5 separate regions of the Homo sapiens genome follow, and all the other regions are linked to region 1. The links are chromatin loops, found by intact Hi-C in ENCODE. Cell type or tissue: prostate gland. All regions are shown on one strand. Each heading gives the region's core, and the rest is flanking DNA. Links, peaks and the distances in the headings are about the cores only.

The links. Hi-C counts contacts between places; a loop is a spot of excess contacts. Peaks named below come from ENCODE experiments on the same cell type or tissue, not always from the same donor. Only the 100,000 strongest peaks of a DNase experiment are listed, where the experiment ranks them.
Region 2: it touches region 1 in a loop (4-fold over the local background); 6 of 110 quality-filtered maps call a loop at or near these places.
Region 3: it touches region 1 in a loop (11-fold over the local background); 99 of 110 quality-filtered maps call a loop at or near these places.
Region 4: it touches region 1 in a loop (4-fold over the local background); 43 of 110 quality-filtered maps call a loop at or near these places.
Region 5: a loop joins it to region 1, with 5 times the contacts of the local background. A loop is called at or near these places in 15 of 110 quality-filtered maps.

What each region holds. Positions count from the first base shown.
Region 1 is chr12:115,914,079-115,920,524 of GRCh38, reverse strand. No RefSeq gene overlaps it. Among named protein-coding and RNA genes, the nearest start is that of LINC02463, 31 kb to the right of the region's middle. In prostate gland, for the core only: a CTCF peak has its summit at 3,159 (motif pointing right); DNase peaks (open chromatin) are centred at 3,164 and 3,454; H3K4me3 peaks cover 572 bases; H3K27ac peaks cover 625 bases.
Region 2 is chr12:115,629,235-115,635,680 of GRCh38, reverse strand. The region is part of intron 1 of LOC105370003 (a long non-coding RNA gene); the gene reads left to right. The region is part of intron 2 of LOC105370002 (a long non-coding RNA gene); the gene reads left to right. Among named protein-coding and RNA genes, the nearest start is that of LINC02463, 250 kb to the left of the region's middle. In prostate gland, for the core only: a CTCF peak has its summit at 3,113 (motif pointing right); a DNase peak (open chromatin) is centred at 3,100.
Region 3 is chr12:114,661,304-114,667,749 of GRCh38, reverse strand. No RefSeq gene overlaps it. Among named protein-coding and RNA genes, the nearest start is that of TBX3-AS1, 18 kb to the left of the region's middle. In prostate gland, for the core only: CTCF peaks have their summits at 2,683 and 4,974 (motif pointing left); DNase peaks (open chromatin) are centred at 2,709, 3,586, 4,376 and 4,959; H3K4me3 peaks cover 2,938 bases; H3K27ac peaks cover 4,797 bases.
Region 4 is chr12:115,755,752-115,762,197 of GRCh38, reverse strand. The region is part of intron 1 of LOC105370003 (a long non-coding RNA gene); the gene reads left to right. Among named protein-coding and RNA genes, the nearest start is that of LINC02463, 130 kb to the left of the region's middle. In prostate gland, for the core only: no CTCF peak of the experiment used is centred there; DNase peaks (open chromatin) are centred at 1,767, 3,127 and 3,851; H3K4me3 peaks cover 3,070 bases; H3K27ac peaks cover 5,000 bases.
Region 5 is chr12:114,622,140-114,628,585 of GRCh38, reverse strand. It overlaps LOC124903026 (a long non-coding RNA gene), which reads right to left. Exons shown (of 2, transcript XR_007063470.1): 2 at 5,662-5,782. Among named protein-coding and RNA genes, the nearest start is that of TBX3-AS1, 57 kb to the left of the region's middle. In prostate gland, for the core only: a CTCF peak has its summit at 3,199 (motif pointing left); DNase peaks (open chromatin) are centred at 2,785 and 3,225; H3K27ac peaks cover 1,224 bases.

The DNA of each region.
Region 1 (6,446 bases), core at 979-5,978:
ATTATTCATGTGTCTCAGCTTAAGAGATAAGTTAAAAAGATCCACTTAAAATTCACTTTCAGGTCTTATTCTCTTCATCCATTCCTCCCTGTCTCTGGAGGTAGCCATTGTACTGTGTGTATTATTTGCATATCTATTTTTATATATATATTTTTTGAGATGGAGTCTTGCTCTATCGCCCAGGCTGGAGTGCAGTGGTGCAATCTTGGCTCACTGCAAGCCCCGCCTCCTGGGTTCACGCCATTCTCCTGCCTCAGCCTCCCGAGTAGCTGGGACTACAGGTGCCCACCACCATGCCCAGCTAATTTTTTATATTTTTAGTAGAGATTGGGTTTCACCGTGTTAGCCAGGATGGTCTCGATCTCCTGACCTCGTGATCCGCCCGCCTCGGCCTCCCAAAGTGCTGGTATTACGGGCATGAGCCACCATGCCTGGCCCTATTTTTGTATTTTTATTACATATTCTGCATCTGTAAGATTTATACACCAGTTGCAGTCATTTATACTTCATGTGAATAAGGTAGATATAGCTTCCTGCAACTTGATTTCTGCACACAAGACTATGTTTCTGAGGTATCCGTGTAGATATATGTGGCTTTGGTTCATTTACTTTACAGTTCCATGTAGCATTCTCCTGTTTCAAAACAACACAATATAGTCATCCATTCTCCTGTTGATCATTTGTGTTGCTTCTATATTCCAAGAGGACTGCAATCAATGTAGCAAGGTAGAAGTCTCTTCTACCTAACTTCTCTAGAAGTTTCTCCTAGAAACTTAAGAGTGGAATTGCTAAATCACAGAATGCTCATTTTCAATTTACACAGTCAAGTTTTAATGATATTCATAAGTCAAATGGCCAGAAGAATGAAATGTGTAGCATTTTGTCTGTAAGCTTTGTTAATTAAAGTGGATCAGAAATAGTAAGTCATAAAGATAACGATGGTGAAGATTTCAAGATGTGGATTAGAATTAGGACTGGCATGAAAATGTTGTGGAATGTATAATCCAAGACTCTCAGCATTTTATGTTGATTGTTCTTTGGGTCACAGTAAATGCCCATGTATAAATATCCATGTAGGGTGATCAACTGTCCCAGTTTGCTCAGAAGTTAAGGTTCTTCTGGGACATGGGACGTTCAATGCTAAAATCAGGAGAGCCCTAGGTTGCTATTTCTCTAGTTGATACCATCTGTTCTCTTGGCTTTTTGGTGTGGAACATGACTCTTCATGAGAAAAAACCACATTCTTATAGAATGAAGATGAGACATTCATTCTGAGATAAAGAAGAAATAGGCAATGTAATAGGCAATGTAAAAGGTGAAAAGAAAAATCAGTGGCTTCAACTAAAGTACTGTTTCCAGACACATGGGTCATACAAAATCGCCTGGGTAGCTTGTTAAAAACACATTTATAGGCTCCTCTGGACTTTTCTTCCTTGATCAGAGGTTCTCAATCTTCAGAGGGCATCAGAATCACCTGGAGGGAAGTTAAAACACAGGAAAGGACCTGTAATTCCCACGTGTTGAGGGAGGGAAGTGATTGGATCATGGGGGTGGTTCCCCCATGGTGTTCTCGTGATAGTGAGTGAGTTCTCACGAGAGCTGATAGTTTTAAAGTCTGGCACGTCCTCCTTCTTGCACTCACGTTCTTCTGCTGCCTTGTGAAGAGGGTGCCTGCTTCCCCTTCGCCTTCCACCATGATTGTAAGTTTCCTGAGGCCTCCCCAGCCAGGTGGAACTGTGAGTCTATTAAACCTCTTTCCTTTATAAATTACCCAGTCTTGGGTATTTCTTTATAGCAGTGCGAACACAGATTAATGCATAAAGCTGCTCAGGATGAATCCTACAGCTTACTGTGTCTCCTAAAAATTGCAAATCACCTCCATTTCCTCATTTTATCACAGCAGGTTGAAATAATTTGTTTAAACATCAACCTGCCCTTTGCTGTTCACGGGTGGCCTTTATCTTTGTAAGCGTATTCCAGCCCGAGACTGCAATACTGGAACAGGGTCTGTGCTTAGTAAACCTTCTTTGGTTTCATCAATCAGTGACTTGGGAGCTGGTTCCGGGCAAGTTCCAGCTGAGGCAGATGATGTAGAAGATGGTGGTGGGTCATGTGAGCTCCATCAGCCTGCCTTGGGTGGGTGTGTTTTGAGAATCCTCTTGCAAAAGTTCTGTCCTAGAACTTGGGTGAACCCCTATTACCAAGACAAGTCCTCTGAGCTTAACTTGCCCTGAAGATCCTGACATCTCTGTAGCGGTCTAGCTTGGTTTCCTGACTCAATCCCTCTGTGACTTAATTTTTTCCCTGTACAAAACTGGAGCTCAGTGGGGATAGGGATTCATTCCTCTAGCATGCTTTCAAAAGCTCAAATATCTCCTCTACTACCCTCCACTTATCTCAAATGTCCACCATTATGGATTCATTCCTTTGTGTTTGTCTTGGGGGGCTGGGATGTGGAGGATTGAAAGAGCTCCTGAGAAAGGAAGACTTCTCCAGTCTTCCTGGTCTGGTTAGATATTCTCACAAGATTAGGAGCACCTCAAGGAATATGTCTCATTGCCATTGTGCATTTTATACTTAGCACAGCCCTTGGCACATAAAAGCTGCTCAGGAAAAGTTTGTTGAATGAATAAATGATTCTCAGAAACCCACAGCAGATGTGTCTGGAGAGAATCCCTCTAGATCACCACCACAGTCTATAAAATAGGGCAGATCCCTTTCGTTCCAGGCCTGTTCCAACGTAACAGTGACAGCGTGGAAGGAAGGTCTCACCTGGTCTCTGCAAACTTCATACCATATCCCACTCTGCTCAAGTTTCCTGGTCAATTTCACTTCCTCCAAAGAGCGGGGCTCCTTCCTATCTCCAGGCCTTTGCACAGGCTGTTTCTGATGCTTGGATTAGTTCCACTCCCATCCCATGGAGAGTTTCTTAGCTTCTTTTAAGTTGGCTGGGATCTCCCCAACTAAAATTATTCTGTGTCTGAAAAAGAAATGATGCAACCTGCATTTTTTTCTTTGCTTAATTTCTCTGCCTGAAAGTCCCGGACACCTGGCGCGATACCTGCAGGGCGCATAGTGAGGGGCTGAGTGATGAATGGGCTGAATGGAAGCAGGTGGTGGGAGCGGAGGGTGTGTCCTTCCACGGACGGCCAGCAGGTGTCGCCACAGACCGGGAAGAGGCGAAGCGGCGCGGCTTCACCTGGCGGCGGCCCTACCTGGAGGCTGCCGCGCTCCGCCCGCCCAGCCCCGCGCGAAGCCGAGAGCCCGGGCGCTGGCGTGGTCCGGGCAATTGGGAAAGCAGTGCCCGGAGCCACGGGCAGGGGAGATGAAAGGCGGGCGGCGGGCGTGGGCGGTCAGCAGCACCAGGTGAGGCCAGGACCGCGCTGAGTCGGGGCCCCCGGGCCGCGGGGTTGGGGTGGGGACAGCCTCGCGCTGGGGCGCCTCTCCTCCCTTGTGCTTGGTCCCCACAAAACTCCCGAGATGATTTCCCGCGGGCCCAGAGTCACAGCGGCCTTCACTCATCACGCCGTGTATGCCCGGCGTTTGCTATTCCAGCCTCGCGGCCACTCGCTGAGGTCGGTGCTTTGCTTACCTCCGTTTTACAGACGCACCAATAGAGGATCAGAGAGGGGAGGTCACTTGCTCACGATCACACAACACCCAGTTAGCAAGTTGTAGAGTGGGGATTTGAACCTGGGTCGGCCTCCAGAGGCTAAGCTCTTATCCTGGGTGTCCCCCTGTTTGACCTTAAAGTTCTGACCTCCTGTAAGTCATGCCCTATTTTTACTGTAATTTCTATTTTTCTTTTCCATCCCTCCCTCCCTCCCTGCTTGCTTTGTTTTTTAAAATGTTGTGGTAAAAGACACATAGCATAGAGATTCCGATTTTCACCATCTCGTTTGTCTGAGACAGGGTCTTGCTCTGTTGCCCAGGCTGGACAGCAGTGGTGGATCTCAGCTCACTGCAGCCTCTGCCTCCCGGGTTCAACTGATTCTCCTGCCTCAGCTTCCAGAGTAGCTGAGACTACAGGTGCCCACCACCATGCCTGGCTAATTTTTGTATTTTTTGGTAGAGATGAGGTTTTGCCATGTTGGCCAGGTTGGTCTCGAACTCCTGACCTCAAGTGATCCGCCTGCCTTGGCCTCCCAAAGTGCTGGGATTACAGGTGTGAGCCACCGTGCCCGGCCCCATTTTCACCTTCTTAAAGCATACAGTTCAGCACATTCAGTGTTGTGCAACTATCACCACTATCTAGTTTCCCAACATTTTCATTTCCCCCAAAAGGAAACCCTGTACCCCATTCTCCTCTCCTCCCAGTCCCTGGCAACTGCTCATCTGCTTCCTCTCTCCATGGATTTGCCTATTCTGGATATTTAATTTAATTTATTTTTTGGCTCAATACCCTCATCCTGTCTCAGGCTATCCCCGTGGTATCACAAGAGGCCAGAAAGTGGGAATCCTCAGACCAGTGGTTCCCAAACTTTGTTTCACTTTTGGAATCACCTGGAGACCATTAAAAAAAAATGGCTGGGTGTGGTGGCAGCACCTGTAGTCCCAGCTACTCTGAGGTGGGAGGATCACTTGAATCCAGGAGGTCGAGGCTGCAGTGAACCGTGATTGCGCTGCTGCACTCCAGCCCGGGCCACAGAGTAAGACATTGTCTCAAACAAAACAAAGCAAAGCTGTGCTTGCCTTCCACCCATCGACATTCTGATTTAATTGGCCTGTGATCGGACCAGGACATCAAGACTTTTAGCAGGTCCTCAGGTATTTCTAATGCACGGCAGCATCTGCAGACCCTCATACCTCAGAGCCTTGCAGCTCTGAGACTTTGCATCCCTTTTACAGGTGGGTAAGCTGAGGCCCAGGGTGGGAGAGGACTTGCCCAGGTTCACACAGGATGTTTGTGGCTGAACTAAGATTGGCACATAGTATTTTTGTTTGCTTTGTATTAATATTATTTTTGATGGACAAATCGTAATTATATACATTTACAGGGAACACAGTATTCTTTTACCCCACTGATGCCCTCTTACCCTCTTCCTGCCTCTCTAGCTATTTAACCTCTTTGTGCCCATTTTTTTCCTCCTCTGTAAACTGAGGGTCTTAATGGTTCCTACTGGTAGGTTTATTGTGCTGATCAACTGAGATTATGTCTGCGAAGTGCTTAGCACCGTGCTTGGGTTATAGCAAATGATATTCATCGATTGTTTTGCATGGGGTGGGCAGGGGGTAGAAGTGAATGGATGCCTGAAAGACCATGAGCTCATTGAGGAAAAGGACTGAGATTCTTCTCTCTGCATACTTGGCATTCAGTGTAGACCTTGCCATTTAACAGAAGTTTTTTCAATATGGAAAGAGGCTCTTGGTTGAGATCACACGCTCCTGTCTGCCTTTGCTCAGGCTGGGCCCCTTTCCTGGAATGCCCTTGCCTCTCCTTTCTCCCCCTACCCTCCCACTCTTCAAGGCCCAGGGCATTGGGACCCACTATATCAGGCCAGCCTGCAGCGACTGAGGATCCCACTCTTTATATAGTTGTGTGCGTGTGTGTGTGCACGTGTGTGTCCTGTTTCTATCACCTGACTCCATTGTTTTAGGAACCAGCCCATGTCTCCTGTACGTCTCTGTGTCAGGCATGAGGCTAGGCACACAGTCGGCATCTGCTAGGTACCACCTGAGGCCTTGATGACCTTCAGCTCCTGGGGAAGTTGAGGATGGGGATCCTCGGTGTCTCTAATATTCCCCCTTCCCCATAAGTGCATCCCAGGGAAGAAGATTGTTGTGGGCACCCCCGGCCACCCCACTCTGCTTGCTTGTAAAATCCCATTGTTGGGGAAAGGAGTCTCTATTCAACAAATGGCGCTGGGATTGCTGGCTGCCATGTGCAGAAGAGCAAAACTGGACCCCTACATTTCACCATATAAACCAACGCAAGGTGGATGAAATATTTAAATGTAAGACCTCAAACTATAAAAATCCTGGAAGAAAACCCAGGAAATACCCTTTTTGACATTGGCCTTGGCAAAGAATTTTTACCCATTCGCTGGCTGTGGGAACCCATATGACCCAGTTCTGGCCAATGGGAGTCAATGCCAGCTGCTCTGAGAAATTCTGGGAAATGTCCTTTCTCTCCTCTCCCCACTGCATTTAAGAGGCTGACAGTCGTGGCTGGAGCTGAGTCTGAGTTGAAGCCACCAGAATGGCAGTAACGTCAATCCCGAGCTCTGGCATTCTTGAGGTGCAGAAAGCCTTGGATGGCCCACTTCAGACTTATTATTCAGGAAAATCCAACCCCATGGCTGAAGGCACTCATGGTGAGGTGTCTGTCTGCAGCTGAACACTTCCTAACCGTTAGGACCATTCCCAACCTGCTCTTTCCCTATTTAAAGACAGAAGGAAGGGCAGACACTCAGGGTGAATTTCCTAATGTTCTTCTCATTGATCTT
Region 2 (6,446 bases), core at 830-5,829, 280 kb after region 1:
GCAGGCATTTAATATGTTGCCTGTCTTTTGTGCTGTGGAAATGATCATTAAACTGATTAATCCATCAAAACTCTTTCATGTTTCAACTTTCATTTTTTAAAAAACAAGACCAAACCAAGCATTTCCCCTCAGCTAAAATATTTTACACGTGGCCACAGTAGAAAATTGGTCCCTGCAGAAAAGTACTGAGAAGAATATAATAATTATTAATACTACTGCCACTAAATTTAACCACTGTCCACATGATGCTGAATTTCCTTCCAGTCTCTTTCTTCTGCAAGACGTATATTTATTTTGTGTAAGTAAACTCATTCTGAGTGTATATATTTGTGCATTCTGCTTTCATAACAAGTGTATTTTTCTATTAAGCAAGTGCAGTGTCTCCATTAGTCATTTATTTCTTCATTCACTCAATCAGCATATACTTTTGGAGCACCCACTGTGTAATCGTCCTAGATGCTGGGGACACAGAAGTGAATGGCATGAACCCAAATACCTGCCTTCTCAGATCTTACTTTCTAGTTCAGAGAAATAGTACACAAAACAAATGCAAAAAATATATAGGTGTGAGATGGTAATACTAGATGTGATGAAGAAAAATAAAGCAGGAAAGGAGGAAAGAGTTCCTGTGTGTGTGTGTGTGTGTGTGTGTGTGTGTGTGTGTGTGTGTATGTGTTTAAATTGTAAACAGGGTAGCTGGAGAAGGCCTTAATGAGAAACTGGCACCTGGGCCTAGAACTGAAGGAGGTGAGGGAGTCAGCAAAAAGAACATCCAGGCAGAGGGAACCACTGTGCAAAGGCCCCGGGGTGAGTGTGTGCGGGTGCATTTGAGGCACCTCATGGAGGCCACAGTGGCTAGAAGGGAGTGGCCGGGGATGGGGAGAGTGGTAGGAGTTGGTGTGAGAAAGATAGCAGGGAGCAGATTTCTGAGGGCTTGTACGACCCTGTGAGCTAGGGTGAGGACTGTGACTTTCATTAAAAGTACGATGAGAAGCTGTCAGAAAGTTTTGAAAGCATAAGCATCATGTGAATTGATCTGTGATTTTAAAACTGATCTCTAGCTGTTGTGTTTATCATAGGCTGTGATGATTAATATTAGGTGTCAACTTGATTGGATTGAAGGATGCCTAGATAGCTGGTAAAAGTATTGTTTCTGGGTGTGTCTGTAAGGGTGCTGCCAGAGGAAATTGACATTCGAGTCAGTGGAGTTGGCGAGGAATACCCATCCTCAGTGTGGGTGAGCACCATCCAATCGGCTGTGAGTACAGCTGGAACAAAGCAGGCAAAAGAAGGTGGGATGACCTTGCTTGCTAAGTGTTCTGGCTTTCATCTTTCTCCCAAGCTGGATGCTTCCTTCCGCTCTTCCTGCCCTTGGACATCAGACTCCAGGTTCTTCAGCCTTTGGACTCTTGGATTTATATCAGTGATTTGCCAGGGGGCTCTTGGGCCTTGGGCCACAGACTGAAGTCTGCACTGTTGGCTTTTCTATTTTTGAGGCTTTTGGACTCAGACTGAGCTACTACTGGCTTATTTCTTCCCCAGTTTACAGAGAGTCTATCATGGGACTTCGCCTTGTGATGGTGTGGGTTAATTCTCCCTAATAAACTCTGTCTCATATATACATAGATCCTATTAGTTATGTCCTTCTGGAGAACCCTGACTAATACATAGGCTGTAGGAGACATAGATAGAAGCCAGGAGTTCAGATGGAAATAAGCCAGATGAAAGGTGACAATCACCAATTCTTAGTATGACCTTCAGTGTTAATGAAGGCATGATATTCTGCCATGTGGCTGTGTTATAATTTACCTAGTCGTTTTTCTAGAATTGGACGTGTGATTATTTCCAATTTGTATTCCTGTCCCACCCTTACTTATGAACCCACCTGAATAATTTTTTTCAATTCCATTCCCAACTGAAATATCATATTCTCTCTGACCCTATTAGGAAAGATTGTGTGAATTGAACAGTGCTTAGAAACAGGGCAGAGGCCTTTCTTCCTGGTGGTGTGGATAGGCTGTTTCCTGGAGAAATTAGGCTACACTGACAGTCATCTCGTTGTGTCTCCCTTTTGCAGATTTGGGGATCTGTAGGGATGCTGTTGGTGCCTTACCTGATCCCCTGGGATCCTCTTTGGCAACTGAGTCTGCATCACCCAGCTGTTGTGTAGGGTGCTGCTAACTGCTCATACCTCCAACCCTTCTTCAGAGAATTGCTTTGGAGTGACTGGAGCCACTTTGCCTGCAGGAAACTGAGAGTTTTACATTCCCTTCCATGGCAGCCCATAGTCAGTGACTGGCATATGCTGGGGTACAAAAGTCAAGTCTCCTCATCTCAAGGTGTGCAGTGCCATTAACACCCCAGGGCTCCTGGTCAGATCAGGATGAGGCTAGATTTTACCTGAAACCACATCATTGCCTGACTTCTTCCACTTTTCTATCTTGTTTCTTCCATACCAATATAGGTTTCTCTTAAGGGCACTCAATAAATCACTGGCACCTAATCCTTGTCCCAGGCTCTGCTTCTAGGGCATCTGGCCTAACCTAAGACAAGGCTATTTGTCCTATGTATAATCAGTCAACACAGATACAGACACACTACCTATTGTTTTCTTTATTCTATTTACTTGCCTTGATGCCAATGTGCTCTGTTATGTCATTGATTCATGCATTGATTTTCAATTTAAACAGCACCCAAAAGTATAATGATACCCTTCCTAAATGCATAGTGTGTTTTTCAGCATCAGAAAATGTGGGTTTGAGTCCTGGCTTCCCTATTTTGCTAACTCTACACCCTGGGCAGTTCCATGGCCTCTTTGAGCCTCCGTTTTCTCAGCTGTGAAATGGAAGCAATAGTAATGTTATCTCAAGTCAGGCACATGAAAAGCACTTTGCTTCTGAGAACAGTTATGATTCACCATAAATATGGCAGTTAAAGATGATAATTGGGAAGTATTGATCTGAATTTTCATCAGATTTCTGAGATATGGTTTTACATGGATGCTTGGCCCTTTTAATTTCATACATGAAAAATCTCTCTCCAATTCATAAATTTCACCAAAAATTTGGGCTCAGGGCCACCTTTATTCAAGGGTTTCAGGTACAACATTACCACCAGGTGGTAGTGTGGTTATATGTCCTGAGCAAAGCAATTTGTCCCCCATCTTCCAAAACTACTACAAAGGTTTTGTGATATATTCCATTCTATATACTCCTACCCTCTGTAAAAGCACAATAAAGTCATGCAGAATTCTCCAATGCAAGTTGTACACTTGCCAAGATATTTTTAAAAATTCATTTGCAGGCTGACTAAGCAAAACTGTTTGAACAACTGCAACTAGGCTCTCTTGGAGCAAAACCAATAAAAATATCAACCAGGTGGTAAATTATGGAATGTATAGATTGGGAGGAAGTTTCCCTAGATGAGTTTTGAAGAAGGTTTATCATAGGAAGTGGATGAAACCCAGGATGTTGTTTCCATACAAAGGCTGGCATGTGCCACTTGTCATACTTAAAATTCCATTCCATGCAGAATTTGGCCTACAGTAGGTGCTCAACAAATGTTAAAGAATCAATCAGTTCATCAATCAATCAGCCCACACATGCATGAATAAATGATTAAGGACTGTAATGGCAGAATGTATTTTATCTGTAGGATAAGCATTAAGAAACTCATCTGATGTAGACATGTGCTTTAGTTTTTGGGGAGAATGAACTCGATTGAACAAGCAATGTAAATAGGGTTGAGGTGTCAATTATCTGTGAACTTCCTTTTTAAGCTGAGAACTTGAAGAAGGAAACTGTTTGGAAAACTCTGCTGTAGCTGTTAGGAACTTCCTGGGCCCTGAACAAAATCAGTCTTGACTCCACAGTGTGAAAGAAGGGAGGAAATCTTAAAGCTCTGATTTTCTTTCCCCCAAGATACCAATTTCCCTTGGCCAGTCCTCATTCTCCATTCAATGATCTAACCTAGGCAGACTTGCAGCCCTCCTTCTAATTCCCTGTAGCAAATCTGAGACCAGGACAGGATGTCAAATAGCATCTCCCTAAAGGCTCTGGGATGGCACAAGGGAAATAAACTGAGAGGACATTGAGAAGAAATAGATGATTTGTCCCACTAGCTAAGTTACATTCCTCTTTGGCTTGAAGTGTCTTTAGGGTGTCTTTCTGCCTATTTCCTGGCTATTGATGAAGCAGAAGCCAACGTTTTCCAACAAGCTGGAGGTATTCCTGATGACATCTAGGCTGCTTGAAGTTGAGATTCGGGGGAACTGGGCCTAAGGAAAGGAAGGACTTTTCCCTCTTGTGTTTGTGTTAGCTAAAAATGCAAATGACTGCAAATCATGGAAAACCTAATGACAGAGGCTTAAATCACCCACATATCAGAAGTCCTTGTGAGTATGCAGTAGATTGTTGGCATTGGCTCAGTAAGCCAATAGTATTCTTTTGAGAGCTCCTGGGATTCTCTTGGGCTCTCCCTCATGGCCACAAGATGGTTACTTCCTGCATTGCCAGAGGGGAAAGAAGAAAAGGGAAAATGGGAAGGTCCAGGTTAAGGCTGTCTCTTTTTATCAAATTATATATAATGTTTCCAAAATTCTCCCTTGCCGGCTTTCATTTCTGTTTCCTGAACAGGACTAGTCCCATAGCTGCAAGGGAGGCTGACCGTGTTTCGCTTTCTAGCCTCTACAGCGGATGGTAGCCAGGGAGAAGGGAGGAGGAATAACTCTTGGGTCTCTAGTCAGTAGTGTTGGCCCAGTTTCTACAGCCTGCTTTCCAAGTTCCTATTTCTTACCTGGGTACCTGCATCTTACCTGATAATTCACATCTTGAATGCCCACATATATGAGAAGACGCCACTCACTTTCTGCCACAAGAAGCACCATAACAATCAGACCCAGATCTGTCCATGCGAGAGATACCCAAAGACAACAGCTAACATCTGCTGAAGACTTACTTGCCAGGCACTGTGCTAGGTATATCACATTGAACTTTTTAAAACCCTAAAAATAACTTTGAAATCACTCCATTTTACAGACGAAGAAACCAAGGCCCAGTTTTGTCGAGGGACTTGTCTGACTAAAAAGAGACATATTTTGGATTTGAACTAAGGCAGTGTCATGGTCTTAGCCATGATCTTAGCTGCTATAGGCATGTACTCAGCTGAGTTCATTCAAGGCTGGCTTCTCTGCTATCGCAGCAACCAGTGACCATTTTCCTTCTTAGTCACAGACATGCCTGGGGTCCCTGCACCCACCCTGCTTTCAGGATCTGTTGATGCTATTCTTCTAGGCCGGCAGTAAAATGACATTTATGAGGATTTTTCCCTTTGAAGTGGGAGTGTTTGCGCATTTCACTTTAAAGCAAGGGAAAAAACAAGAGCTCAAGCAGATAAATAACTGCAGCCTTGGAGAAAGAGCGTGACGCCTACGGATGCAGTCTCTACTCATGTCAGGTCATCTTAGACGGAAAGATCTTTATTCGTCTCTCTCAGCTGACACTTTTTATGAACTGCTTGCCCCCACTTCCATCTCCTGTACTTATAAACAAACTGCCGACTTTTGATTCTTTTTTAGTTCTTCTCCTCTGTAAATGTTTCTTTCTTTTGCCCTGTATGTTTCTTTGGGGTGAAGGGACATGTTTCCCATTTCTCAGGTTACAGTATTTGCCCCGAAGATTTGGAGTGAGATAGAATTTTGGAATATTGGTGTTGCCACTTACTAGTTGTTTGACATTGCGGCGGGGGGCCGGGGAGGGGAGGGTGGAAACTTCTCTGAATCTCAGTTTCCTCCTCTATAAATTGGGCATGATAATATCTGCCTTCAGGATTGTTGGGGGAGTCACTCTAGAATGGTAAATTTCCTGAGGAAAGGAATATGCTATTTCTACCTTTTCTAGACTAACTGCAGAATCTCATTGGCCCTCCCTCAAATTTTGATATGTTCACTTATGTGTTATACATTACAATATGCTATCGTATCCTAGTCATCCATTCTCCATCCAGCACTCATTCATCCATCCATCCATCATCCATCCATCCATTATCCATCCACCTGTCCATCCATCCATCCATCCATCCATATCTATGCATCTATAGGTGATGTGTCTTTAGAATATACCACTAACTTCTTCCACTGCTATCACCTGGGAAACTCATGCCATTTCCCCCCTGGATTATTCCGGCAGCCTCCTAACTAGCCTTTCTGCCCTCACCTGTGTTGCCCTAAAGTTCTATTTTCAACACAGAGGCCAGATTTATTTTGTTAAAATATAAAATTGTGTCACTTTTTGCTCCAAATCCCCCAATGATTCCCATCTCACTCACTGTAAAAGCCTAGTTTTTATTATGGCCTGCCATCATCTCTGACCCCATCTCATACTTCTGTCTCTCTCTGTTCCAGCCACATGGGCACCCTTGTTGCCCCTTGAATCCTCCAGGCATGGTCC
Region 3 (6,446 bases), core at 621-5,620, 1.3 Mb after region 1:
CCTGGCCGCGTCTACAAGGACAAAGGCCATGACTCGCGGGAGCAGCAGTCCCTACGAGGGTCAGCTACCGCAGCCTGCAGGGCCCAGCACCTTCGTGACTTGTAGATTTAAGGTGACAAATGCGGGTGCCGGTCAGAGGCCTCCAACCCCTGCCTGTCGGGAAGGTCGGCTCCAGTCCTGGCTGCGCCCTGGAGTCTGAGACCCGCGGAGGGGAGGGGATGGGGTCGCCTTTTGCTGTGCTTTGAGCCGCGGGTGAAGGCGTCCGGGTTCCTGCTGACCTCCCGGCGCTAATTGCAGGGGCCGAAGGGCGCGCTCGGGCAGAGGCAGGGGTCACGACCTTGCGGCTCCCTCCTCCCGAGGTCCCGGCAACCTGAAGGAGCCGGGTGTGTGCAAGAGGGCGTGTGTGTGTGCGCGCTCGCGCGATTAGGGCCTCTCTCTAGATCTGCGCTGTTCTGGGACCCACTCTTTCTTTGTGGGGACAGTTCCTGACGTGTAGGCCCTTAAAAAAATTTCCATCCAAGAAGGAAAACCCAGATTCTGACCTTTCCCCTAAGCCAGCAGACAGACAGCCGCCTTCAGGCCGCTACGAGAGGCTTGCAACGCTTCACGACAGCGCGCTTTCTGCCTCGCTGGTTTCCAATGTGACCTCACGGCAACCAGCCAAGAAAGTGGCTGTCGGGGTGCAGCTGCGAGGCCGCCAGCGGCGACCTGGGTTCTTCTGTAGGTAGCCCAGTATAGACTCCTATCTAAGGGTAGCTCTTGGGTGTCTGCATTCTGGGGCCAGGAGCTGCAGGTGTTAGAAGGATATGTGTATGTTTGCGTGTAGCTGTGCGTGCTCCATCTGTAGCTGTCTCTTCCAATTTGGGTTTAGAAGTTCATGCGCAAGACAGTTCCGGATGTAGATGCATTTGGTTGTTTTATAATCAAGATGCGTATAATCAAGAAGTATATGTTGCAGATGTCGGAGTTCAAAGTACACGAAACAAGAATAATATAAATACTTGGCATACAAGGGACACGTGCACAAGCCAGGCACTCGGTGAAGCACCCCATAAAAGTGACCCCCGTTAGCCTTCACAGTTAACCCCATAAACGATATATGATCTTTATCTCTGTTTTACAAGAGAGGAAACTGAGGCATAGACCATTAAATCACTTACCCAAGATCCTCTGGGGGAAATTATGGAGCCAGGATTCAAACCGAAGTGGGCTCCAGGATCCACTGTAATTCCCTTTCCTAATTCAGCTGAAGGTGTACGTACCTGCGGCGCATATGTCCCGGATTTACAGAAATCTGAGGGGATGTTCCGGATTTTGGAGTGTGCCGCAGGCTTTTTTTTTTTTTTTTTTTTTTTTTTTTTTTTTTAATACGAGAACGTTCAAATTTCTTTGTGCATCTGTCGTGCTATGTAAAAGGACAGCTTTTATTTCAGCATCCCCCTCCCCGGCCAACCCTCTTGTGTGTCCTGGGACACCCGTCCCAGCTAAGACCGCGGTTTTGGGGCCTTTGTTCCCCGGTAGAGGAAGAGAGAGGCTGAATGGGGGACGCAATACTCTATTTAAAAATGCCTGCGGCGGGGCACTGAAGCTGATCGCGTTCTGGTCCCGATCTGAACCGCGAGGGAAACCGCGGGGGAGAGGAAATTCCAACAGCGCTGGCGTACGCCGGGGCCCGCAGGGCGACCACCAAGCTGACGCCGGGGTTTCCCTCTCCCGCGGGGTCTGGAACCAAGACTGGGGCTTTGGGTGTCTGAGGCTTTCTCTGCTGGCCTCAGATCCTCCCCCGCGTCCCTAGCATTTGCTATGTTCTGTCTACCCAGGCGCCAAGGCCGAGCGCAGTCCGGGGACTGCAGGTGGAGACGCCGCAGGCAGAGAGATCTTCGCTCTTTCTGGGTTCAACCCTGCCCAGCTTCCAGGAACCTATGACATTTTAGTTTTTTCCGCCCTCTCACTTCCAACGTTTTGGCCCCAGCTAGAAGCCCAGGGGTTCAGCTGGTGGAAAGAAGGATTCTACAGAGAAGCCGGCGAAGGGGTGCTGAGGGTGCAGCCCCGCGAAGGAAAAGCGCTGCCTGGTTACCCGGCAGTGCGGCCCAGGTTCCCGCAGCCTGGACAACTGCAGGCCCCACGGCCCTAGAGAGCCAGAGCTTGGGTCTGGCTGCACACTGGGTAGGGGTGGAAATAACTGGCTTGAGTAGGGAATAGCGCCTGCCCCCAAAACGTAAGGCGCTTCTGTCCCGCGGCTGGGGTGAATTCTGACGGCCTTTGGGTCCCGGGTCTCCCCAAAGCAGTGAATGAGACTCAGGCGCAGCCTCTGGAATCGGGGGGCGGGGGGCGCAAAAGAGAGGAGGGTTTTGTGGGGGTGGGACCCAACCAGTTGGAATCTGTACGGCTACTGTCCGGGCGGTCCGGCTCTTCCCCTCACCATCCCCGACCCCCACCATCGCCCCCCCACCCCCCCGCCCCAATTCCAGCGCTCCCAGTCAGCCTGTCTCTTTGAGCTTTTGAAATGCGATCCCCGCGCCACTTCGGTTTCCCGCTAATGACCCGGGCTCTGGTTTCGGGTTGGGGAATTGCACCCGGAGGACAGACTCGCTTCCCCAGGCCCGCACAGCCAACTCTCGCCTAGGTCCTCTTCGCGCCCGCGCGGCGGGCCCAGGAAGGTGCACCCTTTGCCTCCCAAATGTCCCCAAAGCGTCAAGAACACCGCAGGCACAGAACCCACAGTCGGGCGCGAACTTTTTTCCTAACGCTTTTGCGCATTGTCCACCCCAGTCCCGAACGCGGGCATCGTTGACAAAACTTTTTTTTTTTTTATGCCGGGACCGGGCGCCCTTCACTCGCGCAGAAGCGCCAGCTGTCTCCGGTCGTTACCTTAGTCACCCTCAACCTCCAACCCTCCCAACCCAGGCATACAGCCGCAGTGGGAGCCTGTTAGAAGCACCAGCGCTGAATATGTATCTGCCAAATGGCGCACCCACCACCCCAACCGACACCCGGCTTCCCCCCCGCCCACCCCGCCCCCAGGGCACCCACTCCTCCAGAGCCGGCACCCTTGAGCTAATTGGGGATTAGTCCCAGGGCTAGGACTTCTAACAGGAAGAGAGGGCTCAGGACTTCCCGTGAATCTCCTGAAATCATACGCAAGTTTGTTATTGTGCAGAGGTGCACATTTCTCGACGGGATCCTACAATTTATCTCCGATTCTCAGAAGTGTGTGAGCCCAAATAAATTAAGACCCCCCCCATCACTCTCTGGGAACAATACGAAATGAGAGGATTGGGGAACATTTCAGGTGGTCCCTAACGATTCTAGTCTTGGCTAAGTAGAATTTAACTTTAGAAGATTTCTCTCTGTGTCTCTCAGGGAAGGACGCTATTTCCTTGCTTATCTTAAATAGTCTCCAGACCCCAAGGCCTCGGGCATTGTATAATTTGTTGAGTAATTAATGATATTAACTTATCAACCCAATGGTTATGAACAATCATTATCGCCCTCCAATGAATTCTGTGTTAATTTCCTGTTGCTAGGGCCACCCCCACTGGGCTATCACAGGTAATAAAAGGAAACCACTTTTCATAAAACAACATTGCTTTTTAGTAGGTGCCTCCCACCTCAAGATCAAGGGTAAAACGAGCTACAAGGGAGTCCCCTTCATGGAGAGATTATTGGGGTCCAGGTTGGGGGTTCCCTGGCCCCTGCACCCCTACACCTTCCACCTCCACATACGTCAGGATGACATGTGCTATGGACAGGTTTCACCCATGTTTGGGTCTTCAGAAAGGCTTAGTTCTTTTCATACCTGGTGGAATGGGGGCTTTTTTTTTTTTTTTTTTTTTTAATGTTTTACCCTTATTCTTGTGATTGCTTGGAGAGGGGTTTGAATTTTGGAACATCAGAGTGAATAGTTTGGAAGGGGGTAGTTTGGGGCCTGAGAATCACCTGAATCTTTTCCTTGGGGCAAAAATGAACAAGGGGGAGGCTTGGACCTCTTTCAATGCAGGTAATTCCCTTTCTCTTCATTGCTCAGCAAAGCCTAGAACAAAGTAGGCATCTACCCAAAACATGTGTGTGGGTCAAGTTTAAATGTGCCCAGGGATCCCACTAATTTGGAAGGCAGAGGTTGTAGTGGTTGCAGTGGATGTATTTTCTCTCTATCATTGTGCCCTTCTTGTGTCTCTTTCACTTTTTCTTCAGGTAAACATACCAACCACACATGAAAATTCACAGACATAAAGGAATAGTCTAGACACTGCAGAATGTTCAAGGGAAAAGATAGTTATTCCTCTTTCCTCCCCTCTGTTAAAATAGGATCACAGGGAAGTCCCTTGTCACTCTTAGGCCCTGACTAAATAAATGCCTCTGGGTGGTGCTTGGCCACTTAGGGATGGATTTCCTCCTGGCGTCAAGGAAATCAAGACTGATTTCAAACAAAATGATGTAAACCAAGGCTACCCTCTCCTCTCCACTGCCACCATCCCATCCCCAACACTTCCGTTTCAGTTCCTCGCAACAAGAAATTCCCCCTGCCCACCTCTATTCTACCCCATACTTCCCTTCAAGGCAAATCACAAAAGTATGGATGATGAGGCCAATGTTGGGGGACAGTCTGTGTCTGCCTCATCAGCAGCTGGGGACATGATACCTTTTCTCTATTTGTCAATAAAAAGGTCATTTCTGCACTGGTTTTCATTGCCATTAAAGTTCTTCTGGTGTTATTTCTTCTTCCATTTCTTGAAATAACCTTGTCTCTGAGGTGGGGCAAAGAGGTCAAAACAGAAAGAGGGGACTGCAGTCTGTGAGCACTACCTCTTGGTTCCTCCCAGAATGGGGGGAGGGGAGTAGTGAAGGTGGAGGATGGGGGAAATGCAAGCTACCTGTTTTGCAAAGATCAAGGAAGAGAGGATACATAAATGAAAGAAACGCCAAGTGTTTGCCTCTGCCTTTGCTAAGCTGCTCTTTTGCCGCCATCTGCTGGTGCCATAGGAAAGTGCATGGGGCTTTTCCAATACTTCTGGAAGGCTGAGTCACATACTCATTTACGTTATCATTCATTTATTCAGCAATTAATCATCACTGGGACATGGTCTCTGTTCTCATGGAATTGCATTCCAGTGAAGCAAACCCCATGGCCATTTCCTGGAAACTAAGAGATAGAGAGAATGGTGGCAAGGCAAATAACTAGAATTTGGAGGCAGAAAAATGGGACTGGAGTCCTGGCTTTGCCACCTACTTTTTGAGTGTCCTTTGGCCAGGTGGCTTAACTTTTCTGGGTCTTAATTCCTCATAAAATAAAAGTGGAATAATGATACCCACATCCTTACAGGCAGATGTGCTGTAAAGAGCAAGGGACAAATATCCTTGCAAAGCACCTGCTCTGTCAATAGTTCCTACTTCCTTCCCGTTTTGGAAATTCCAACAAAGACAGAGGTTTTTTTTTTTTTTTTTTTTTTTTTTTTTTTTTTTTTTTTTTTTTTTTTTAGGCAGGGTCTGGCTCTGTCACCCAGGCTGGAGTGCAGAGGCATACAATCTCAGCTCACTGCAACTTCTACCCCCTGGGCTCAAGCAATTCTCCTACCTCAGCCTCCCAAGTAGCTGGGACTATAGGCTTGTGCCACCTTGCTTGGCTATTTTTTTTTTTTTTTGTATTTCTGGTAGAGACAGGGTTTTGCCATATTGCCCAGGCTTGTCTTAAACTCCTCAGCTCAAGCAATCCACCCGCCTCAGCCTCCTAAAGTCCTGGGATTACAAGCGTGAGCCACCATGTCCAGCCTTACTTAGCATTTTTTCCCTCTTGAGCGTTCTAGAAAATTTCTTCATCTCCTATGCCAATTTCCAATTTCACCAATCTCCATCTATTTAATTCAACTGACATTTATTTATTTATTTATTTATTTATTTTCTGAGACTGAATCTTGCTCTGTCATCCAGGTTGGAGTACAGTGGCATGATCTCGTCTCACTGCAACCTCCACCTCCTGGGTACAAGTGATTCTGTCTCAGCCTCCTGAGTAACTGGGATTACAGGCATGCACCACCACACCTGGCTTATTTTTGTATTTTCAGTAGAGATGGGGGTCTCACCATGTTGGCCAGGCTGGTCTCGAACTCCTGACCTCAAGTGATCCATCTGCCTAGGCCTCCTAAAGTGCTGGGATTACAGGCATAAGCCACTGTGCCTGGCCTTGATATTAATTGAGTTGAGATTCAGTGTGTGGGTTAAAAATACTCCAAGATGAGTAAGATGAGGTTGGTCTTCCAACTAGCTGTCTTTTTTTATGAGGCCTTCTCCTGGTCCCGCACTTACTGGGAGAGGTCCAGGATGATTATGCCAATTCTAGCTGCTGCTGGCAGCCTTTCCCACCAGTGGTAATCCTGGCCTTATGGGGTTCCCCAAATCCACTCCTGACTGCCTCCCCTCAAACCCATTGGTCCACACAGGACTGACCC
Region 4 (6,446 bases), core at 561-5,560, 160 kb after region 1:
AAGCCTAAATCCTTGGAGCTCCTATGTGTTTTTTTACCTGACATGATAACCCCTCCCCGATCTAGTCTATTATTGTTTTTTTTTTTTTGTTTGTTTGTTTGGTTCAAGACCTTATGAATCGCTTACTGGTCTTGCACTCACATGCCAAGTAGAAAATAGTTTTCATCTCTGTGTCTACTCTGATTGATTGCTCATGGCTGCTTGGAGCTCTAGGATTCAGAGACACTGGGAGGCTGCTTTGGGCTTGGTGGAGAATGCCACTATCTGTTAGCAATGTCTGCCATGGATAACTCAGGGAAAATGTATTGCCTGTTCTTCCTATTTGTTAGCCTTGGACTCCTGGGGCAACTGTCCCCTGATGGTGTGGTTCCTTTGAATCCTAAAACCAATTTCTCTCATTATTAGGAAAATTCAGTGCTCTTTGGGAATCTGTGCTGACCTAAAATGTCAATTCTGCTGCTACTGCTTGGCATGTAGCATCTATGTTTTTTTTTTCCTCTTTCTCATTCTGTTCTTTTCCTTCAACTCTGGTTTCTCACATGGTTCATCACAAGCCCCTTGAGGGACCACTTAGCCCCATCTGGAAAATGAAATTGACAAATTCAATGGATTATTTTTATCTCTTGGGCTGAAACCAGAAAGTAAATCAATTCCCCCAGGGAGAATTTCTCAAAATGCAGTGTGAGATCAGCTGCACTCAAATCACTGGGAGCTACTTATTGGTTAAAAAGTAGCTTTCCTCAACTCACCTTCTCCCCTTACCTCTCAGTTAAACATCAGATGGTGGCATCGTCCATAAAAGGCAGGGTATGAGGTCTGGTGAGGACAAAGTGATTTCTCTGGCATTGTAAAATGAGCTGGGGGTGGAGGAGAAAAGGCTGAAGCTGCTGGTTCTCAGCTCTGACCTGCAGTTCCCAGCTTCCTTCAGCTAAATCCTACTCCACTTATTTTTAGCATGGGGCAATGGAAAAGGCAATGGGCCAGCACCAGGAAATAGATTTCTAGTCTCCACTCAGCTGGTTATTAGCATGTGACTTTGGGGCTTCAATTGTCTCATCTGTAAACTGAGTAAATTAACACCATTACCATCAACCCTTTTGCTAAGAACACCACTATCACCATTATCACCCCAATCATCATATATAATCGTCATCATTCCCATCATCACCATTTTCACCAACATTATCATGCCATCATCACCATCAACATCACCATCATCCTCATCATCAACTCCATTACCATCATCCATATTCTAGGTACCACTTACTAAGCATTTGCTGTGTGCTAGGCACTTTGCTGTTCGCAATATAAGCATCTTCTCACTTAATCCCCACAACAATTCTATGAGGTATGTATGTATGTGTTAATACTATTATTCCAGTCTTACAGATGAGGAAAGTGAGGCTCAGTGAGGTGAAGCCCCACTTTCCCAGGAAGTTATAGAGCTTGAATCAAACCTAGGCTGGTTTTTGTTCTTAACAACTAAATCACGAAGGCTGTCTAAATGTTCACTTAAGGTTCACTCTACATTAAAAAAAATCCTAGTGTCTTTTCAAGTTTTGCCATCTTCTGAATACAACCAGATATTTTCTTAATTAATGTGATATTTTCTTAAAAAACATGTTTCTTGGTAGAACCAGATGCATTAAATGATAAGGCTATTTTATGAAGCCACTGCTAGAGGACCTTCCTGGTTTTGTCCATGGGAACCTGAGGCTCACTATGCCTTGTCCCTGGCCACATACCAAATTAGGGTTAGTCCAGGATGCCAGTTTTCCTCTGCGCAGGCGGAAAATTGGCAATGAGTCCCTTGGTTAATTTTCCCCGTGTTTGTAGAGAAGAATTGGAAAACAGGATTTGGGATCCGTGAATCTGGTTTCAAAATCTGGCTGTTTTTTCTTGGTTGGTAAGTGGTTCAGCTCTCTGGGCCTCGGTTTCCTTACCTGTAAAATGGGGATCATAGTACCTACCTCATTGTGTGATCACAGGATTAAATAAGATAATGTATTCAGAGTGCTTACTTAGCATAATACCTGGCACATAATAAATACTTGCTACATCATGATTATAAGACCATATTATTATTTTTTTGCAATGTAGTTTATAAATATATATTACATACAATATATACAATATATTATTCTATTTTGTATTAACTATCTCTCACTGCTTTTTTCTCTGCACATCATATTCCTCTACTATGCTATTCCACTAGAAGTAAAGGCCTAATATAAAGTGAACTGAACCCAGGATTCCCTTTTTAACTCAGCCTGCAGATTTTCAATGCGGCAAGGTATTGCTGGAGGCATGTGGCGAGGTGCCTCAGGAAGCCCTCAGACTTGTGCCTGTGTGCGGCTGAGAAATTGACTTTTTCCCCCCAGTCAAATTATTAATTAGTTGCCTTATTGACTAATTTCTAAGCACTCAGTCAAATTGAGTAACCAATCTAATTTGGACGGGAGAGCAGAGAAAAGCTTTAGTTCATCCATTTTTCAATTGGGTGCATTTCATTGTCTGGAAAAGAGACTTGAAATAAGGTACCTCAAATCCTTGTTCAAGCATGGAAATTCCGGGGACTGTAATTATCGAACTGTCTTATCTTCATGTCTTCCACTACTTGATAAAATAGGGCAAAAATTCCCTTCCAGTTTAAAGATGGGAAGAGTTTGAAAGGCTAATACCTCTACTAAGGTTAAATATTCAATATTGAAGGCCCACTCTGTGTTAGATACTTTTGTTATTAGTAATCGTTATTAGGCACTGTTACAGAATTCTTACGTATTCAAACCAAACTGGGCATCAGGAATGGAAAGAAGTGGGCTGCCATTTTTTTTAATCTCTGTATTTTTATGTAGCTCTTTGCTTTTAAGGATTCCCAAATCTTTGAAAACAACATCTCTAGCATCTTCGAAGACAGAAGGCAGTGAATATCGGTGCTGTTTAAAGGTAGGGATATTAAGGCCCAGAAAGTCTGAGCTGTTTTCTGAAAAGTGACAAACAGTTCCCCAAGTCTTTGCATTGGCAGGGATCTTAAAACAGCCTTTGAGAGGGAAACAAAGACAAAACATCAGGGTTTGTAGACCTGACTGCAGGGCAGGCACTTTCTCTTTCCTTTTTGGGTAATACCGATGGGCAGTTTAGCTTCGTGGACGAGAACGAAACAGTCCCCTATATTCCCTCATAGGAGTGGGGCCAAGGAGGGTGGCCCAAACCCCAGCCCCTTCTCTGAAAATCCTCTTAGGGGAAAACCAAAACAAACACAGCATAGTTTGGCTTTTCATGTGGGGGGAATTGCCTGGCACCACCCCTCCATCCAAAACATGCTTTTGATTTGGTTTTATTGGCTACTGAAAAGAATCATTTAATAGTCAAGAGCCAGGCAGTGACAAAGGGTTCAGGTAAATTAGTTTCAGTTCTTACGTGGACTGTCCTTCTTCTTTGGAATTTGAGCTTTAGAAAATAAAAGCCTCCCCTACCACTTATTCGCTTTACCCCTCCTTACCCTTAAGCCTTTTAAAAAGGATTTTTCTTCCCCTTTCTAAATCTCTTCAAAAAAGAGTTTCTTTTCTTTCATACAGAGGGGTTGGGGAATTACATTTGTCAAAATATCCTAACATCAGTGCGTGAAGAAAATTCAATGAAATCCAAATTAAGTGCATTAAAAAAAAAGTGTTTTTTTTCTTTTTGGCCTGGACCCTTAAAATATGCAGAAATACACCAAAAGAGAGCTTCAAAGCCCATTTTAATAACTAACTACATACCTGCTGAAAGCATTTACTCACAGCTCCCGCTTTCGCTCCAGTCCCAGATGCTTAAAATGCAGTTAAAGTTTAAGCTTTTAGTATTAACAATCACTCACACAGAAGCGGCATCCATAAAATCTACAAGCCCAGTCTGCCATTACTTCATTGTAATTAACAATCTAGTAGTAAAGTAATGATCTCGAAATCTACAAATGGTATGGCACTAGAGGTTTAAATATTTGACAATGTGTTGGGTCCTATAATTTGATTCTGGAACTGAGACTTTCCTGAAGGGAAGACTCCCTAACAGTTAATGTATTTCTAGGCATAGACCAAAAGAAATCCATTGACAATTCTGGGTCCCCTTCTATCCCAGTTCTCCAGCTTTTCATTCCATCTGTGTTTTCTCTTACTTTCTCTGTATCCCCAGTTTCTCTCAGCTCAAACACCCTGCTATTCTGTGATTCTTCTCTCTCGTCCAATACCCTTCCCATTGAAAAAGAAATTCAGCTTATCCAGAGATAGCATCAGCCATTGGGATTAAAATGCAGTATATACGTTTCAGGTGATGTGCTGGAAAGATCAGCAAAGATATAAAATATCCAAGGGAAAACAAAAGAAAAAAAATGGCAGGCAGTCTAACACCGGCTAATAGTTAAATAACAATTTGATGTTTAGACATAAGAGGCTGAAGTTAGGAAACTTGAGGTTCACCCATACATTCTGGGCTTCGAAATCTGCCATCAGTAAAGGGGCACAATGGTGTGAATTTTTAGCCAAGCATCAGTTGAACCTTGAATTTCCTGGGTTTTTGTTGGACCGTATCACAGTGAAACATTATATTCTTTTCCCCCAAATATATATCTGATTTCCTTTACAAAGAGCAAAAAATATTTTTCCCACCAAGCTACAAGAAAACACATGTTATCTTTCCCAATAGGGCATCATCTATTATTGGTCTTTTGGAAAGCTAAAAAAAATGCTTCAAACAATATTCTAAACCCGTTTATTGTGTTTTGTCAGATGAAAAAAACTGATTTTGATTTATTATTTCATGTAGATATTATATAGACATTTGTGTTCGACATTTCCTGAGAAATATTTCCGTTTCTGAGGTCTTTTAAAAACGCACTTTTAGAAAACTTTATAATTTTTTTCTGTGCATGTATGTGTGGTGGCAGATGAGGAATTCTTTTAAGATCCTTCATGTTTAAGATGTTTAGTAACTAAAAATAATTTACTGGGAAATTATGAACTTTATAAAAGACCAACATTTGCTGAGAGTCAATTGCTTCCAATAGCCTTTTATTAAAGCCATTTTTCTATTCTTTCTTCTTATAATTACAGAATGTTTTAAATATGAGTAATTATACCTTGACGTATCTCGTGATTTAAAATGGACTTTTGAGAATGACGGCAAAGTGGTTTCTGCATTTCGTAATTCAATACAATCAAAAACAGTTAAAAAATATGTATACAACTGGATGTGTTATTCTTTCAAAAATCAGTCGTAAATATAGACCTTTTTTTGGGCGGGGAGAAGGGGTGGGTGAAATTTCAGATTGGAACGAAGTTACAACCCACATCAGGAAAATCGGCCCTTTAATGAGAGAAATGAAAAAGTCTTAATCACCAAAACCCCTCCAAAAATGACACTTTGAATTACATCAGAACTCTACATGGCAATGCAAAACGAGAGCCTTTCATCTGAAAAGTGAAATACTTAATGATTTCAATCAGTTCGTACCTCCCCTAATTTGAGATCTGCATAACGTATTCAGTGCCTGGATTTCTTTCATATCTCTAAAATATTTATAAAAACAATTCATTCTCTTGTTTTCTACCTACCTCCCCCCCTTTCAAGATGAAGGTAATTTGTTTTCTCTGGTAGAAGTTGCAGAGGGCAGCGGGGGATTGGGGAAGAGCAGTGTAGTTATAGAAAGCACCAAATGGCATTTCCAAGCTATCTGAGAATATTAACGTTTGAGTGTGTCAGATCTGCCCAGGGGCAGGAGGCTTAAGATCATTTTTCTCCGCTGAGGTTTAATGATTGAATGCATTTTGTCTGAAGGAAAAAAAAAGGAGGAAATAAATTTTTTGAAAAAGGTTTATATTTACAGAGAGTGCCTAACGAACTAGTTAACATTCTTACTATCAGGAAAGCCTAAACCATTCATAAATAAACCATTTTAAACCACCTTTACCCACATGCAGCACTCTTTCTTTCAGCTCCCTTTAGCAATTTGAAGTACAGGAGATTAAAGTCCTTTGGAAATTTCCAAGGTCAGACCTCAACTAAAATAGGATTAAGGGGGTAAGGGCGGGGGGGAGACAAAAATGAAGAGAAAGGTCTTATTCCCTTTTCCCCCTTCTCCTAACTATCTGAAATAAATCGGAAGTTATTTCTCGAAATCCTCCTTTCCCCTGGCCAGTGGCAGCTCTTCAAAAGCTTCTGAGACTGTTTAAAATTTTTCCTATCCCTTCCTCCCCCCATTGTAAGAAAAACAAGTAGAGTGAGGAAGGGAAGTTAAAAGGTTGACGTTAGGGTCCCTTCTAGGCAATACTCCAGGGAGCACTGTGACATTAAGAACTTTTGCTGAAAGCAGCTGCTAGTTTGATCATTACTGAAAGAAGAAAAATTCTGCAACATTGCAACCATTTTCTCTTTAGATGTTCCAAACCAGTATTCCAACAAAGGAAATG
Region 5 (6,446 bases), core at 671-5,670, 1.3 Mb after region 1:
CAAAGGTACATTATAAATTTAAAAAGGAGGAAGAGAAATATTTCTAGTCCATAATCTCGAGTTGCCCGAGGGCTTTTTCTTTGACCTGCAGAGGCAAGTGGTTGCAGAGATGGAAGCAGGAATGAGGCGGTCCTCTCTTTGATGCCTATCTGAGTTTGGAGGGGGTGGGAGTGACATTTGGGCTTCTCTAGTGAGTCAACCAGGAAGAATCTTCCCAGCTGAGATCCATTTGCCCCACCCCAGGTAGCATAAGAAGGGGAGAGAAGCCGCTCTTCTGGGCAGTGTTCAGGGCAGAGCCTGATGGTGGCCTTTTGGCTCACATTTGTTTCAACAATAAAGACCTCATCGAGTATCTGAATTGTATTTTGTTCTTTTCCTCAAATGGAATACTTGTATGGTGCTTTCAAGTTGTGAAGATGATGCTGTATGTGTACACACACACACACACATTTATATATAACTGGTGAAATTTGTATGCATGTTAGATAATAGAAATAAAATAACTGTGCTGTGATTATGTAAGAGGAGAATGTTCTTGCTCTTAGAAGATGCACGCTGAAGAACTAAGGGATAGAACTTCTTGATGTTTTCAACTTGCTTTCAAAATGGTTCCACAAAAATAACAATCATAACATGTATGTAGATATAGGTGTAGGTAGATAGGTAGATACAAGTATATGCGTAGGTATATAAATAGATATGGGTATGGGCATAGGTATATAGACATAGGTACAGGTATATAGATAGATATAGGTATAGGTGTAGGTACATAGGTAGTTATACGTATAGGTATAGGTATACACATAGATATAGATACAGTTGTAGGTATATAGATAGATATAGCTATAGGTATATAGGTATATATAAGTATAGGTGTAGGTATACAGGTAAATATAGGCATAGGTATGTAGGTAGATATAGGTATAGGCATAGGTATACAGGTAGATATAGATATAGTTGTAGGTATATAGATAGATATAGATATAGTTGTAGGTATATAGATAGATATAGCTATAGGTATATAGGTAGATATAAGTATAGGTGTAGGTATACAGGTAGATATAGGTATAGGCATAGGTATGTAGGTAGATAGAGCTATAGGCATACATATATAGATAGATATAGATCTAGGTATGTAGTTAGATATAGGTACAGGCATAGGTATGTAGGTAGATATAGGGACTGGCACATGTATGTAGGTAAATATAGGTACAAGAGTAGGTATGTAGGTAGATATAGGTACAGGCATAGGTATATAGGTAGATATATGTATTGGCATAGGCATATTGGTAGATACAGATAGGTAGACATGGGCATAGCTGTAGGTATATAGAGAGATAGGTATAGGTGTAGGTATATAGAGAGATAGGTATAGGTGTAGGTATATAGAGAGATATAGGTATAGGTGTAGGTATAGATAAAGCGAATGTGGCACAATGTTGGCAATGCTGAATCTGACTGAAGGGAGTATAGGACTTCATTGTACTATACTTGCAACTTCTCTCTTTTTATTTTTCTTTTAAAATATAAAGCTAAAAGTTACCTCCAAATCCCACTGCCCAAAGGTAACCACTGTTTATATCGGATGGATCTCCCACATAACTCTGAGAATGTACACGCACATGTGGTGCACACACACAGACATACACACAGACGCAATTTTGTTTTTTTTCTTTTAATTTTTATTTTAGGTCTGGGGTTATATGTAAAGGTTTGTTACATAGATAAACACATGTCACAGGGGTTTGTTGTACATATTATTACATCACCCAGGTATTAAGCTCAGTACCCAATAGTTGTCTTTTCTGCTCCTCTCCCTCCTCTGACCCTCCCCCCTCAAGTAGGCACCAGTGTCTGCTGTTCCTCTCTGTGTTCATATGTTATCATTTAGCTTCCACTTATGCATAAGAACATGCAGTATTTGGTTTTATATTCCTGTGCTAGTTTGCTAAGGATGATGGCCTCCAGCTCTATCCATGTTCCCACAAAAGACATGATCTCGTTTTTTTATGACTGCATAATATTCCACGGTGCATAGGTACCATATATTTTTTTATCCAGCCTGTCATTGATGGGCATTTAGGTTGATTCCGTGTCTTTGCTATTGTGAACAGTGCTGCAGTGAACATGCACATGCATGTGTCTTTATGGTAGAATGAGGCAATTTTGCATACATGGGGTTGTACTACACTTGCTGGCTTGCACACTTGGTTTTTATTCAAGAATATATTGTTGTTGTCTCTTCATGTCAAAGTTTATTCACATTAGGTCAAGGTTGCTCAGCATTTGTTAATACAAGAACCCTTAAACTTATTTAACCAGTTCTGTTTGGTTGGTTTTGCCCTATTGTTGAACTTTCTATTTTTCCAATTTTTCTGCTATTATAAACAACACTGCAGTGAACATCCTTCCACACAGATCTCTGCTTGCATGTCCCAATAAGTTTTTTGGTATAATCAAGTACTTTTTAAAAAAAGTTTAAAAATTTTTAGTGAAAAACTTCATTGTGTGCTTAATCGGTTTTTTTTTTTGTTTTTTTTTTGGACAGAGTCTTGTTCTGTCACCCAGGCTGGAGTGCAGTGGCATGATCTCAGCTCCCTGCAACCTCTACCTCCCAGGTTCAAGTGATTCTCCTGCCTCAGCCTCCCGAGTAGCTGGGATTACAGGCATGCATCACCATGCCCAGCTAATATTTGTATTTTCAGTTGAGATGAAGTTTCATCATGTTAGCCAGGCTGGTCTCCAACTCCTGACCTCAAGTGATCCTCCCGCCTTGGCCTACCACAGTGCTGGGATTACAGGCCTGAGCCAATGTGCCTGGCCTTCATTTTAAATGACTATTTATTGTGTTTTGATCCTTACTGTTTGCCCACAGTGCTTTACTTTACATGTTCTCATTTAATTTTTATAACGTCACCACGGTGTGGTTACTGACATTATACATATTTTAAAGATGAGGAGACAAAGGCTTAGAAAGGTTAATGACTTATTCAAAGTCATGCAGCCAGCTTTATCTAATTCCAGAAGTCTGGGGCTCTTAAACGATTGGCTTTGCTTAAAGTAAGAGGCGCCTGCAATTTCCTTCTATGATCAAACCACACAAAAGCCAGGCTGATTAGACTTTTGAGGTCCCCCAAAGGTCATGACCAGAATTGAGGTGGGCGTAGTGAGGCCCTGCAGATTCTGCTGGAGCTCTGCTGCCCCCTGGTGACAATGCTCTTTCATTGCTTAGATGGTTAGTCCCTTGGCAGCGGCCAGTTGTAGTTAAACTCACACTCTTTAGGTAACAATAAGACTAGCAATGGAATGGTCATTATCTAAATATTTACTGAGACTCTTCACCGAGCGTTACATACACTATCAATCCAAGCCTTGCAACGCAAGAGTTATCCCCATGTCAGAGAGAAGAAACCAGGGCTCAGAGAAGTTAACCCCTCCAAGGTCAAGCGGCTTACTAGTTGCAAAGCTAGAGTTCCATTCCAATTCTCGCTGGTCCTTAAGTGTACACCCTTTCTACTGCCCCATACGTCTTCCTGATCTGGCACAAAGCAACATCCCGGAAATCCTTCAGTAAACTTAATCTGAGCCAAAGACAGTTTGGTACAGAGATCTCAAGTATGGATTCCAGGGTCTGATAGTCCTAATCTTAATCCTGCCTCTGCCACTTTCTTGCTGTATGACCTTGAGGAAGTCACTTGACCTCTCAGAGGGCCATGTGAAAACAGGGATGCGATAAGTAATGCAAGAAAAGGGCTCAGCCCAGGCGCTGGCATTGAAGAGGCAGCCAGTGAACTAAAGCTTCATATCAAGGGAATAACATGAGGCCAGGACTGAGAAATAGCACGAGAATGAGGCCAGTGCACTTAGAAGAGAGGCGGAGAGAGTTTGGGAGAGTCGAGTTGAAACCAGGCTCTGTTACTGACACAATGTGAAGAGGTCCCTTTGCTCTCTGGGACTCTGTTTCCCGTCTGTCAAAGGCATTCTTTCTAAAGCTACTTATTGACATGCAGCCACTGCTCTTGGACTAAGGCAGATGCTGAGCCTCACAATTTTCTCTTTTCTAAAATGAGAACGAAAATATACAACTATTCACAGCATTTTTTTTTTTTGAGACAGAGTCTCATTCTCTCGCCCAGGCTGGAGTGCAGTGGCATGATCTTGGTTCACTGCTACCTCTGCCTCCCAGGTTCAAGCAACCCTCCCACCTCAGCCTTCCAAGTAGCTAGGAATACAGGCACATACCACCACGCGCAGTTTCACCAGGATGGCCAGGCTGGTCTCGAACTCCTGGCCTCAAGTGATCCACCCACCTTGACCTCCTAAAGTGCTGGGGTTACAGGCATAAGCCACTGTGCCCAGCCATATTCACAGTATTCTTATGAGGCATCAAATATGATGGTGCCTGAAAGTGGCTGTTTTGTTAATAAAAGGGGTACATGAGCTCTGGTCTCAGCAGTCAAGGAGAGGAGCTTGGATGTCTTGAGGGAATGAAAAGAGGTAAACTGATGACTAACATTTGTTGAAGGTTTAATATTTAATATTTGCCAAGCACTTTTCTGAGCATTCACAAATATTAACTCATTTAATGGTCACATCAGCTTTATGAGAGAAGCAATTTTACTGGTTGGCTGTTATGGGTGATGGTGGGCCATGTGACCCAGAGTTGGCCAATCACAGATTCCCATGTCCTGGCCTCAGTGATTAGCTCAGGGAGAACCATAAAACCCCAACCTAACCAATAGGATCATTTCTAGGCATTATGTCCCTCAATGCTGGAGGCAAAAGGCTTTTCTTTTTAGCTTTGGGGTGCTGAGGTGATTGATGTCACTCACCTGAAGCTGCCTGGAGCTATGCTGTAGCCAGGAAAACCCAGCTAAATAGCTTTAGAATGAGACCAATGCATTGAGAGGCAAGGCAGAAGAGAGTTAAAGAGGGCTGAGTTGAGACCAGCCAATATTGTTAGAATCTATGTAACCACGTTTTCCTTTCCACATACGTAAATCAGTGAATCTCATTTTTCTCTTAAAGCTAGTTTGAGTTGGGATTCTGTCACATACAACTATTGACTCTCACCAATGCACATATATTAGTCCACTTTCGCACTGCTATAAAGAAATACCCAAGACTGGGTAATTTATGAAGGAAAGAGGTTTAATAGACTCACAGTTCCACCTGGCTGGGGAGGCCTCAGGAATCTTACAATCGTGGTGGAAGGCGAAGGGGAAGCAAGCACCTTCTTCACAAGGTGGCAGGAGAGAGTGAGTGTGAGAAGGAGGAAGTGCCAGACTTTAAAACCATCAGCTCTCGTGAGAACTCACTATCACGAGAACAGCATCGGGGAAACCACCCCCATGATCCAATCGCTTCCCTCCCTCCACACCTGAGGATTACACGTCCCTCCGTAATCCCCACCTCACTGTGGGGATTACAATTGGAGATGAGATTTGGGTGGGGACACAGAGCCAAACCATATCAGCACATACACAAATAATGCTAATAGTTATGGCCACCAACATAGTAATATTAATAATAACGTCCTTCTAGATGATTGGCATTTGACATGGTCTTCAAGACTCAAACATTATCCCCCCTGTGAACCCTTACTGGAGGGACTTCTTCTGGGTGAAGGTAGTCACTTTATAATGAACAGATTTTACACCATTTTCGTCATTGTTGTGTTTTTTATTCTATTGAATTGTAAAGTCAGATGCACCTTGCTTTTACGTCTTCTTGACTTTGCTCATTCTGTTTCTTCCAACTGATTTGTTCTCTTCTTCCCTATCTGTAAGAAATCAGTTTTGCAGTTATAAAGAGGACCAGCTTCTGAATCAAACAGAACTTGGTTCAAATTCTGCCTCTTCTACTTCCTAGCTCTTTGACCTGGGTCAAATCACTTCCCTCTCTGAGCCTCAGTTTTCTCATCCATAAAAATGGGTATTCTAATGGTACATGATACACGGGATTGATGGGATTTGGTTAAATTCTGGAAGTTATCTATAATTGCCAGTGAATTATTTAATATTATTTTATTATGGAAAGCTGTTTCTTGGTGGTGTTTGCGGTTGTGGTCAAAGTTCAATGGAGAGGGGGGTGGATTGGAGGAAATGCCTCTGTTTGAATTTTCCCATCACAAATTTCAATCTAAGTTAATCAGCATGTATATCAGGGGCTTAGCGTAAGCTACCATTTATCCCCAGAGATGAAGGAATTCCCATAAAACCTTAGGCTTCCAAACAAACATCTTCCCACACTCAGCACATCCCATTCCCACAATCTTGGGTCTCTCCAAGGAATACAGCAGCAGCAGGCAGGACATGAATGAGTCCCAATGTGGAGAGACACTTTGCGAGATGCCCATGAAGGACTCTTATTTAAGAAAATAATTCTCGATAAAGTGAAATGTCTCTGTCTGAGTAATCCATTTTAGGGACTGACTTTTGGGTGTC